Regions from separate parts of the Homo sapiens genome. Here region 2 is linked to region 1. A link is a loop called in an ENCODE intact Hi-C map of the cell type or tissue named here. Cell type or tissue: ascending aorta. All regions are shown on one strand.

Evidence for each region. A loop is a pair of places that touch in the nucleus more often than their neighbours do. Peaks named below come from ENCODE experiments on the same cell type or tissue, not always from the same donor. Only the 100,000 strongest peaks of a DNase experiment are listed, where the experiment ranks them.
Region 2: it touches region 1 in a loop (6-fold over the local background); 1 of 110 quality-filtered maps calls a loop at or near these places.

The regions. Positions count from the first base shown.
Region 1 is chr15:58,488,401-58,493,400 of GRCh38, forward strand. All of the region lies in intron 1 of LIPC (lipase C, hepatic type), which reads left to right. The region is part of intron 2 of LIPC-AS1 (LIPC antisense RNA 1); the gene reads right to left. Among named protein-coding and RNA genes, the nearest start is that of LIPC-AS1, 7.8 kb to the right of the region's middle. In ascending aorta, no CTCF peak of the experiment used is centred here; DNase peaks (open chromatin) are centred at 2,171, 2,341, 2,841 and 3,259; H3K4me3 peaks cover 721 bases; H3K27ac peaks cover 2,613 bases.
Region 2 is chr15:58,245,924-58,250,923 of GRCh38, forward strand. No RefSeq gene overlaps it. Among named protein-coding and RNA genes, the nearest start is that of AQP9, 110 kb to the left of the region's middle. RefSeq lists an enhancer at 2,379-2,879. In ascending aorta, no CTCF peak of the experiment used is centred here; a DNase peak (open chromatin) is centred at 2,478; H3K27ac peaks cover 1,715 bases.

The sequences.
Region 1 (5,000 bases):
CTAACAGCTATGTATCAATCCCTGTTAGGCACTAGGCACTGTGCTAGGTGTTTGGAAGAGTCATTCTCAGGCCTATCCTATCTCAGCAACCTGTAGGAATGTCCTCACCTCCAGAGTTAGCCCCCTTGGAAGGAAAATATTTAGTCCCACATTCATTTCTTTCCTATATGAACCTGGAATCACTGGGGGCAGCCTCTCTGAACTGCCCCATTTTCTGAAAAGTGTCCGAAGTACAGCCCAGGCATGGGGCATTCAGCACAAAGGGCCCAAGTCTTGAGAGGGAGTAGTTTAGGAGTGAAGAAATCCCAGCCTCCCACTATCCAGTCTTAAGGTAAAAAGAATTGTACAGATGAGCACCTTTCTTCCCCTTGGTATTTCCCTTTGGCATGACCCAAAGACCACTCCCATAAAGGGCCATACCCTAGTGTTTTCTGACAATCTAGGGATGAATTCCCTATTACATCTCAGGATGGGAGAAAAACAGGATTTGGGAGTTCTGGTTTAATCACTAAATGAACTTAATCTTGACTTCTGGTTTTGTCATCTGCAAAAGGCAAGTGGTCCTGATGGCTACTTAATAAAGCTGTCTGTGAGCCAAATGAGAGTGTGCATCTGCAAGTGCATTGTAAACTGCAAAAATAATTGTGGTTCTCTCTGGGCCGCCTTCTACTTCACAACAATACTGAGCTGACCTTACAGATAAGCTGAACAGATGGTTGCCTCCATGGTAGTATTTGAATAGCACCAGAAAGTTTCACCTCTCCAAAGCATCTTTCTGCTGGCCTGAAATTCAACCATTAGGGATTCATTTTGTTGCGGGGGCGGGGGGGCGGCTTACAAGCTTCCCAGGGTTCAGGAGCACTCTATTAAATAGCTGTTGTAATCACCCAGCAGGTTCTTCCTATTCGCTGCATAGACAAAACCAGTTCACCAAGACCACGCTATTGTAGTAGAGTTTAACACAAAGCCAGCTACGCAGAAGACAGTTATTACTCCAATCAGTCTCCCTGAATGCTCAGCGGTTAGGGTTTTTCAAGGATAGTTTGATGTACAGGGGATTAGGGAATGGGTGCTGCAGATTGGTTGGGGATGAAATCATAGGGTTATGGAAAACGGTCCTTGTGCACTCAGTTGGCCTCTGGGTGGGGGCCCCAAGACTGGCTGAGTCATGAGCCTCAAGTCCGGATGTAGTCAGTCTAAAAAACAACTCAAAAGATCCATCTTAGGCTCTACAATAGTGATGTTATCTACAGAAGCAATTAGGCAAGTCACAAATCTTGTGACCTCTGGCCACATGACCCCTGAGCAGTAAGGGATGATAGAAAATTTGCCTATATCTTAGCAGAATTCAGGCCCCTTTCATAATCCTGACCTTCTGGCCTTTCACTGGTTTTGCAAAAGTGGTTGAGTTTGGGGAGTGGCTATTATCCTTGCTGTAAGGTTCAACTATAAACTAAATTCCTCCCAAAGTTAGCTTGGCCTACACCTAGGAATGACCAAGGACAGCTTGGAGGTTAAAAGCAAGATGGAGTCAACTATGTCAGATTTCTCTGTCATCATTTCACAAAGGCAGTTTCACTGTGACCTGCTAATACTGTGGGGAAAAGAAAAAAACAGTACTCATTGGGCCTTAGGCATATTCTAGGTTCTTTGCAATACTTAATTTTGTTTTTAATCTCAAACCAGTCTGAGACAGGATTTACTATTCAGCACATTTTTGAAACTGGGAAAATGAGTCTCGAGATGTTTAGGAAACTTGCTAAAAGGTCACATGAGTGACAGGGTTAGGACTTAAACATGCGTGGGGTCGGGAAGATGGCAGGCACAGGGTATCAGGCCAGGGGAGATGCCCTAGAGCCAGCGACACTCAGCCTACTTAACTTCTTCTAAGAGCCGGTCACCTCCATAAGGACAGCCAGAGCTTCTGCCAGGAAAGAAAGAACGTTGATGCTATTCGTTTTCCAAAAGAGCGTATCTCCTCCGGCTAATCTGAACATATTTCTTACAGGGCTCTTGAATGCCCCTTTGTAGCTGAGTGGGTGAAACGGCATCACCAACATTTGGCCCTGCTGCTCCACTGAGAGCCGGCGCCGTTCGCGGGATAATTATCCTGTAGTCTTCTCACCTCCGGAGAGAATGCAAGGCGCCCTCCTTCCAAATCTGGCCCGTCACGCCAGCACCACTTATTTTTAGAAGCTGTTTTCCCCTCATAGTTTCACAACCTCTAATCTGCCACTCTCCAGTGAATATAAATTAAAACACAACAATGAAATATGGAGAAATGTTTTCTCCCGTCATCTCCAGCTCTCTGAACCCGGGGCTGGGAGTGGGTGGAGCGCCTGATTTGTCTCCCAGGCGACACGGAAAGGGAGGCAGTGAGACGTGCTACCTGGTCGCTTCCGGCTCTGATGAACCACTGCCAGCCAGTTATTAGGGAGGAGGGCAGCACTTGCAAAAATTTCAGGTCTCTGAGAGCCCAGAGCCTGAGAAGTGTGGAGGATACTAATTACACCCAGGTGGAAGCCTGGCCACAGCTCACCTCCTAAGGAAAGAGCGAGCCCATTAAATAGCCAGGAAGGAATGGAGTTCACAGGGGATTAGATTTCTAGATTATAGCCTCAGAGTCATTCTCAAATTTATCTCCTAAAATCTGGAGGTCAAGGAACAAAAGCACCCTTGAAGAACAGGTAAAGGGAGCCTGGTCTGAATTCTTAGCTCCTGACAGCCAGGCCGCAAGAGGACAGACATCCCGTGCACACACGCCCGCCCCATCGCCAAAGAAAGCTCTAGAGCTAGACACTTAGACTGGCCTTTCATGAAATGACAGCACCTGCCAAACACAATAGGGAAATAGTTAGTCCAGCCAGGCAGTGCCATAGAGTGGTCAGAGCATGGGAATTTCAAGCAGACAGCAGCAGGCTTTAATCCTCACTCTACTCTCCCCAGATGTGTCACCAAGGCAAGTCACTCAGCTTCTCTGAGGCTCAGTTTCCTGGCCTGTAGAGTGGGAATAATTATAATACTATCTTGGTTGTCAGGTTTAAAAGACCAAATGAATGTCACTGCCTGGCAGACTACTTAAAACAATAAGAGGTGCTAAAGTTACTTTAAACCAACCCTCTCCACCCTCTCCTTCCCCACCTCAGTTTCATACCCCAGAGACCAAATTCCTGATGGATTCCTAAATGATATCTCTGCCAAATACTGGTGCCAGGTGCTGGGCAAGGCACAGTTTTGCAACCAGCTGTCAGGCAGCAACAACTTCACAGTCGTACTTTTATTCAGTGTGTGGTAAAACTTCTGGGACAAGAGTCAAAGTCGTAGGGCTTTAGTGGGAAACTGCCATTGCCTGACCAGAGGTACAAAGCACTGGCCCTTCCCTCATCCCTGGCCTGACCTAAGAGGGCTGGGGTACCACAGGACTGTTGACCCCACTGAGAGCTCAGGGTGCCAGAAACACTGCCTGCCACGTGATTCCTATTGGTCCTTCCAGAGATGCTAACAGGCCTGGAGGCTGGAGGTCTCTCTGCCCACACTTTCACACATGACCTGGAGCAGGGGGTCCCAGCTCTGTAGCTGCATTTCTGACCCAGTTGGATACCTTGACATGGTCCCAGCAAGCAACAGAGCACCCATTGTACAGCCTTCCCCAGCCCCAGAGAGGGACTGTCCCTGCCAAGAACAGAGGTGCCACCCAGAATCTGACAGCAGGGGAGGCTCCCCAAGCATTCTACCCAGAAGAACAAGCACCCTCCCCAGATGGCCTGTGGCCCACCCTGCCCTCAGTTCCTAGCAGATCCTCAACTTGGCCTGCTTTGATGTTTGTGAATGGCAGGTAGGAAAGGTCAGGCAAGTGGAAGAAACCTAAAACCATGCTCTCTATGGCCATGGAAGCTTCCTAGGTATTATTACATAGCTGTAGTATATTAATATTACTGTCATTAATTGATATTATTGTAATGTTACTATAATATACATAGCCATAATATAAACACATTATAAAGCTGTAATAGCTTATCTTTATTCTACTATGTGGCAAGTCTGTACTAAGCATTCTCCTACTCTAAACCCCCACAAAAGTATTAGCTATGAACTATCATTGAATTTCGTTTTACAAACAAGGACAATCCAAAGAGGCCAAGTTACCTGCCCAAGGCCACACAGTCCACAAGAGCCCAAGTTCCCACTCAGGCCCATTCTTTTAGCTCTGTGCCACCCAGCTCTGCAAATGTAGCCACCCAAAGCCAATCAAGCCAGTGGTAGAGTTCTAAAACCAAATCTAGGGCTCTGTCCCACCAATCTCCACCTGGTGCCTGGAATTCCTCTATTTTTGTTTTTTGTTCTGTTTTGTTTTAAAGTTTCACTCACCCCCCTCCTTAAACCCAAATATCCCTGGGACAGGATGGAAATCCATAAACAGGTGCCTGAGTAAGACATCATTCACAGAGCCTTTTCCTCCTGACAGCTGGCCAAGAACAGGAGAGGGGGCCCTGGGCAAATCTGCAGGATTACATCAGAGCTTATTTTCCCCCGTATGCCCCTAATTTTCTACATGCTCTTCCATTCCTGATGGATTCCTAAATGATATCTCTGCTAAATCCTGGCGCCAGGTGCTCTTCCATTCTCCCAGTGATCCAGAACTTTCTTGCTGTCATGAAGAAAACTGATTTAATAAGTAAACTCATACTTAGGAAGCTTCCCATCCACCCTGGCCCCCCATGGTATCTCACATCATCATCAGACCAAAAGAACCCATACCCTCATCAGTGATGACTCAGCAAAATCAACTTCACATGATTAGGAAGCTCACATAACTAGCAAGGCGAGGAGGTTCTCTCTGCCGGCCACCTCCTCCCGCCAGCACTCCACCACAGCCTGCCTACTGTCTGCCCGTTTGGACTAGCAGCTGGTGCTGTGGGATCTTTAACTCCACTGAAATTATGTCACAAAACTGGGGCATCGTAGGGAACCTAGGAAAACAGACAAGAAATAAAGACTCC
Region 2 (5,000 bases), 240 kb before region 1:
CAGGATTCGTCAACTCAAAAATAAATATAAGGACAAGAAGAATGAAATGCAGGACTAGAACTTACATCGGCAAGTGCAGGGTCAAAAAGGAAGGCCTTGGTGAAGACAGGCAGGCCCAGGTGCTAGGGAGCACATTCAACCTCTAGATTTCTTTTGACCTCAGTAGGGGGAAGCAGTGACCAGCAGTCACCTGGGATGGAGGTGCACTCACCAGGGCAAGGGATCTGCAGCAGAGTCCAAATAGGAGAACCTTGGAGGGGCTCAAGAAAGCAGCTCTTGGCAAAGCAGCATTCGATATCTCTCAACCCAGAAGGCAGGAGGCCAGCTCCTGACACTGCCAGCACCTTGTTTAGCACAGCCTTCTCCCTCCTCTCTGACCCTGGAATGAGAGGTGGCAGTAAAAAAGGTGGCAAAGATTTGCTATAAACTTAAGTTCTGGATTTTGGTTAATCTCTTAGAATGGACACGTTGAACTGAGGTTGTGTTTTGTGATAAAGTGACCACGCAGAGTGTGAACTGGCCAAGTGTGGGCCTGCTGGAGTTTTGTACCCAGGGGCAGGAAATGCACTCCCATTGAAAAGACTCTAAAGTGGGAAAGGAAGCCGTGGTTGCTCACGTGCAGAGGCCAGGCATTGGGCACGCCAGTCACAAAAATCATGGCAGGGACACTAGGCCTACAGGCCTCACCTTGCATTTGCAGACCCCCAGGTTCCTCTAGTGGAGCCTCAGGCTCAGGAAGGGACACAGAGAAGGCTGAGGATGTGGGACTTGGAGGGCTTTCTCCTCTTCAAACATAGCTTTCACTGCTTTTTATATTCGAGTTTCAAATAAGCTTCCATTTGAAGGGGATAGGATTCCATTGCTTTAAAAAGCTCTTGCAACCTGCTTTCTGTCTAATCCCGTTTAACCAATTGCAGAGGGAGGGTCCTAGAGGGGAAGTGATCTGCAAATGTGGAGGCAGAATTAGAGGTGCAGCTCTGACTTATAACCCTGGGCCCTCCCCTGCCATCCCTGACCCCATGGTCCAACCTACTTTGATGTCTGCAATGTGATTTCAGATTTCTCCAGGATTTGTCAACTCAAAAATAAATGTAAGGACAACGATAATGAAACACAGGACTAGAACTTACATCAACAAGTGCAGAGTCAAAAAGGAAGGCCTTGGTGAAGAAATGGAGGCCCAGGTGCTGGGAGCACGTTCAGCCTCTAGGTCTCTTTTGACCTCAGTGGTCCTCTGTCACCTGCGATGCTTGTAGGAAAGCAGATTCCCAGTCCCCATGCCATCCTGGGGTACAACCCAGAATCTGGATTTCTAATGAGCAGCTCAATGATCTAATGGCTGGGTAAGTTTTGATCCATGGGGTGGTCGCACATATCAGGCCAAGGATGCTCCACATGTGGCGGGGACAGAGTGCTGCACACCGGGCTGGCTGCTCACCAGCAATGAGACACACCCTGGAGGAGTGTAACAAGGTAGCCTGCAGGCTGGGCGGGGCCTTGGGCTCTGGAGGAGCTTAAAGGGCCGATTTCCAGGCCAAGGTGGGCACCATGAAGGAACAGCAGCTGAGAGACCCCAGGAGTAATCCATGTAAGGACCCGTTCTAGAAGATAGCCCAGCAGAGGCAGGGCATTAGGCTACACAGTGGGTAGCACCTGGAATGACTTCAGAAGAAAGAGCTGGTGAAGGAGGCCTTGGATGGGGGTCTGCAGCCTGGGGGACAGAATGAAGTCAGGCTGCAGGTGAGAGGGATAATTCTGGTGAGGCCCTGTTTGGCCATCCCAAGGGGACTGAGACCTCAACGAATGAGGAAGAAGTTCTGCTAACTTGGGCATCTCAGACTAGCTCTGGCCATGGACCATCAAGACAAGGTTGTATATTTTCATAAGGAGCCTGAGTCCCAGAGCATCTGGAAATTAACGTATTATTCTTGCTCATCTATGTCAGTGGTTCTCAACCAGGGGCAACTTTGACAATATTTGGAGATATTTTGGTCACCACTCCTGAGAGTCAGGGTGGAGAAGGTGCGAGTGCTACTGGCATCCAATGGACAGAGGCCAGAGAAGCTACTAAACATCCTACAGCACACAGGAAACCCCCTACAACAAAGGACTACTCAGCCCAAAATAACAACAGTACCGAGGTTGAGAAACCCTGGTCTATGATGAAATCATTAGAGGAGCCCACTGCCCTTTGGGAAAACTTATATTTGAGTTGCTATGATATGGAGCCCTGATTTAACTCCCTCCACAAAGCAGCACACAATGGAGTTCTCACACCCCGGATGGCAGCCAGGCCTGGGAACTGGGCCCCGGCATGCAAGTATGTGCCGGCCACTGTGTACCATAGCAAGTTTTATTAAAAGAAAAGATAAACAGCAATGCATTGTGTAATCAGCTAATAATAGGTAGTGAAGCCTGTTGGCTTCTCACCCTCACACCCCCGCTGCCACGCCTCCTGCCATCTCTCACTGTCCCACAGCGATTGTTGTGCAATGTCACTGGGCATGTAAGAAGTCCCTTTGCATCCTTAGCCCCGGCCACTAAGGCTCCACTCACATGGTTTCTAGCAGGCAAACCCGATGTCTCTTGCAAACCACTAAGTTCCTCAAGGCGGGGGCCGAGTGGGGGACTATGCTTCTTGTTTTGTAATCTTTTAATGTGATGGTCAGCCAGCTGTGGCCACAAGAGGAGACAGGAAAGACTCGAAAAAAACAACACTGCTATGCTCACAGGTCCTAGCGACAGGCGGCACGGCACCTAGGGCCACATGGGAAAAACAGCAGAGCTGGGGAGAAGGGACTGCCGACCACGCTTTTATTGGGGTTTCTGAGGGAAACGCAAGGCAAGGGACGGTGAACCCTTGGATTGGCTAGTTTGAATAATTTCAGCAGATTCTAAACTCTAAGAATGGTCCCTGGTTGCCTGGTGCCTGGCCCCAGCGTGATTAAGGCAGAGGAATACTGCCTCTGGGTGTCTGGGCCAGACTCAGGTGGTGAGCTTCTGGACTGGTTAGTCTGCATATCAAAGGTATAGTCTGCACTGGTCCCTTCAGTCTCCAAGAATTGGCTAGACCTGGGAAGGGTCGTCTCTCCCTACCTAGAAAGGCTTTTTATGATATCAAAACATCATAATATACAGAAAATAAAAAATACAGGCCGAGTGCAGTGGCTCACTCCTGTAATCCTAGCACTTTGGGAGGTCGAGGCAGGCAGATCATTTGAGGTCAGGAGTTCGAGACCAGCGTGGCCAACATGGTAAAACCCCACTGCTACTAAAAAATACAAAAATTATCTGGGCGTGGTGGTGGGTGCCTGTAGTCCCAGCTACTCAGGGGACTGAGGCAGGAGAATCACTTGAACCTGGGAGGCAGAGGTTGCAGTGAGCCGAGATCGTGCCACTGAACTCCAGCCTGGGCGACAGAGCGAGACACGGTCTCAAATAAATAAATAATACAAACAGTACATGTTTCTTCTCAGAAGAGCGAGTTCACTTTCTTTTGGGGCCATTCAGTTTGCAGATAGGGTGACTATAACCCACCCTAAACCCCGCATGTTTCTTGCCTCTCAACTGTAGGTGTTCATGAGAGATCACTCCCAACTTGTCCAGACAGCTGCACCCTACTTTCTCCCAATTTGCTCTCATGTGTGCAGGTCACTGAAGCACTAAACATCATTCCTTCTAAGATATCAGGGACATGGGTTCTCTGAATCTCTCAAAGGTGCAACCAAGTCCCTTAAAGGGCATGGTGGGTGCAGAAGGGTGAACGCACAGAAAACTTGCTGTCTCTAAGCAGGGCTCACCCAGATTCTTTCCACACTGGAAAAAAATCTATTCGTTATTTTGAGCAGTGACTGAGATGACACCGATGACGTATAGCAAAGCAGGAATTATCTTTAGGAGCAGAAAGATGAAGATGTACTGTGGGTCTGATAAGATAAAAGCGGCAGCAGATAAAAACATTTATAAAGAGAGACAATGGCTATCTGCCAACCAGGAGAAAGAAAACTCACCCACTAAATAGAAAGAAGAAATGAAAGGAAGTCAAGTCAAATTCTGTGACAGGCTGCATATTAGTGTTCTTTTCTGTAAGAAGACTCAGTAACAGAAGAGAAAATGGAAAGGGATGGTGGGTGCTGTAGTTTGGGAGCCTTTGATGACCTTGGAGAAGGTGCTTTCCCCTTCAGCAGCAGTTTCCTGTATATAAGAGGAAAGAGAGAGTGTTGTGTTTGCCTCAGAGTCACGGTGCTGTTTAAACGCAGTCAACACAGGTTAAAACACTGTGTGAGCTGGGAAGCGTTATATGTTTAAGAAACAGGCTCTCAAACTGTAGTATACAGAATTGTGGCTTAGAAGAGCAGTTAAAAGTACAGATTCTGACCCACCTTGGGTTGACTTTTGTATAAGGTGAGAGACGAGGATCCAGTGTTGTTTTTCTACGTGTGGCTTGCCAATTATCACAGCACCGTTTGTTGAATAGGGTGCCCTTCCCCCACCTTATATTTTTGTTTCCTTTGCTACAAATCAGTTGGCTGTAACTATTTGGCTTTATTTCTGGGTTCTCTCTCCTCTTCCATTGGTCTATGTGCCTATTTTTATGCCAGTACCATGCTGTTTGGGTGACTATAGCCTTATAGTATAGTTTGAAGTTGGGTAACGTGATGCCTCCAGATTCGTTCTTTTTGTTTACTCTTGCTTTGGCTATGCAAGCTCTTTTTTGGTTCCATAAGAATTTTAGAATTGTTTTTTCTAGTTCTGTGAAGAATGATGGTGGTATTTTAATGGAAATTGCATTGAATTTGTAGACTGCTTTTGGCAGTATGCTTATTTTCACAATATTGATTCTACCCATCCATGAGCATGGGATGTGTTTCCATTTGTTTGTGTTATCTATGATTTCTTTCAGGAGAGTTTTGTAGTTTTCCTCGTAGAGATCTTTCACCTCCAAATGGTGTTCACAGCAACCTGGATGGAATTGGAGGCCATTATTCTAAGTCAACCAA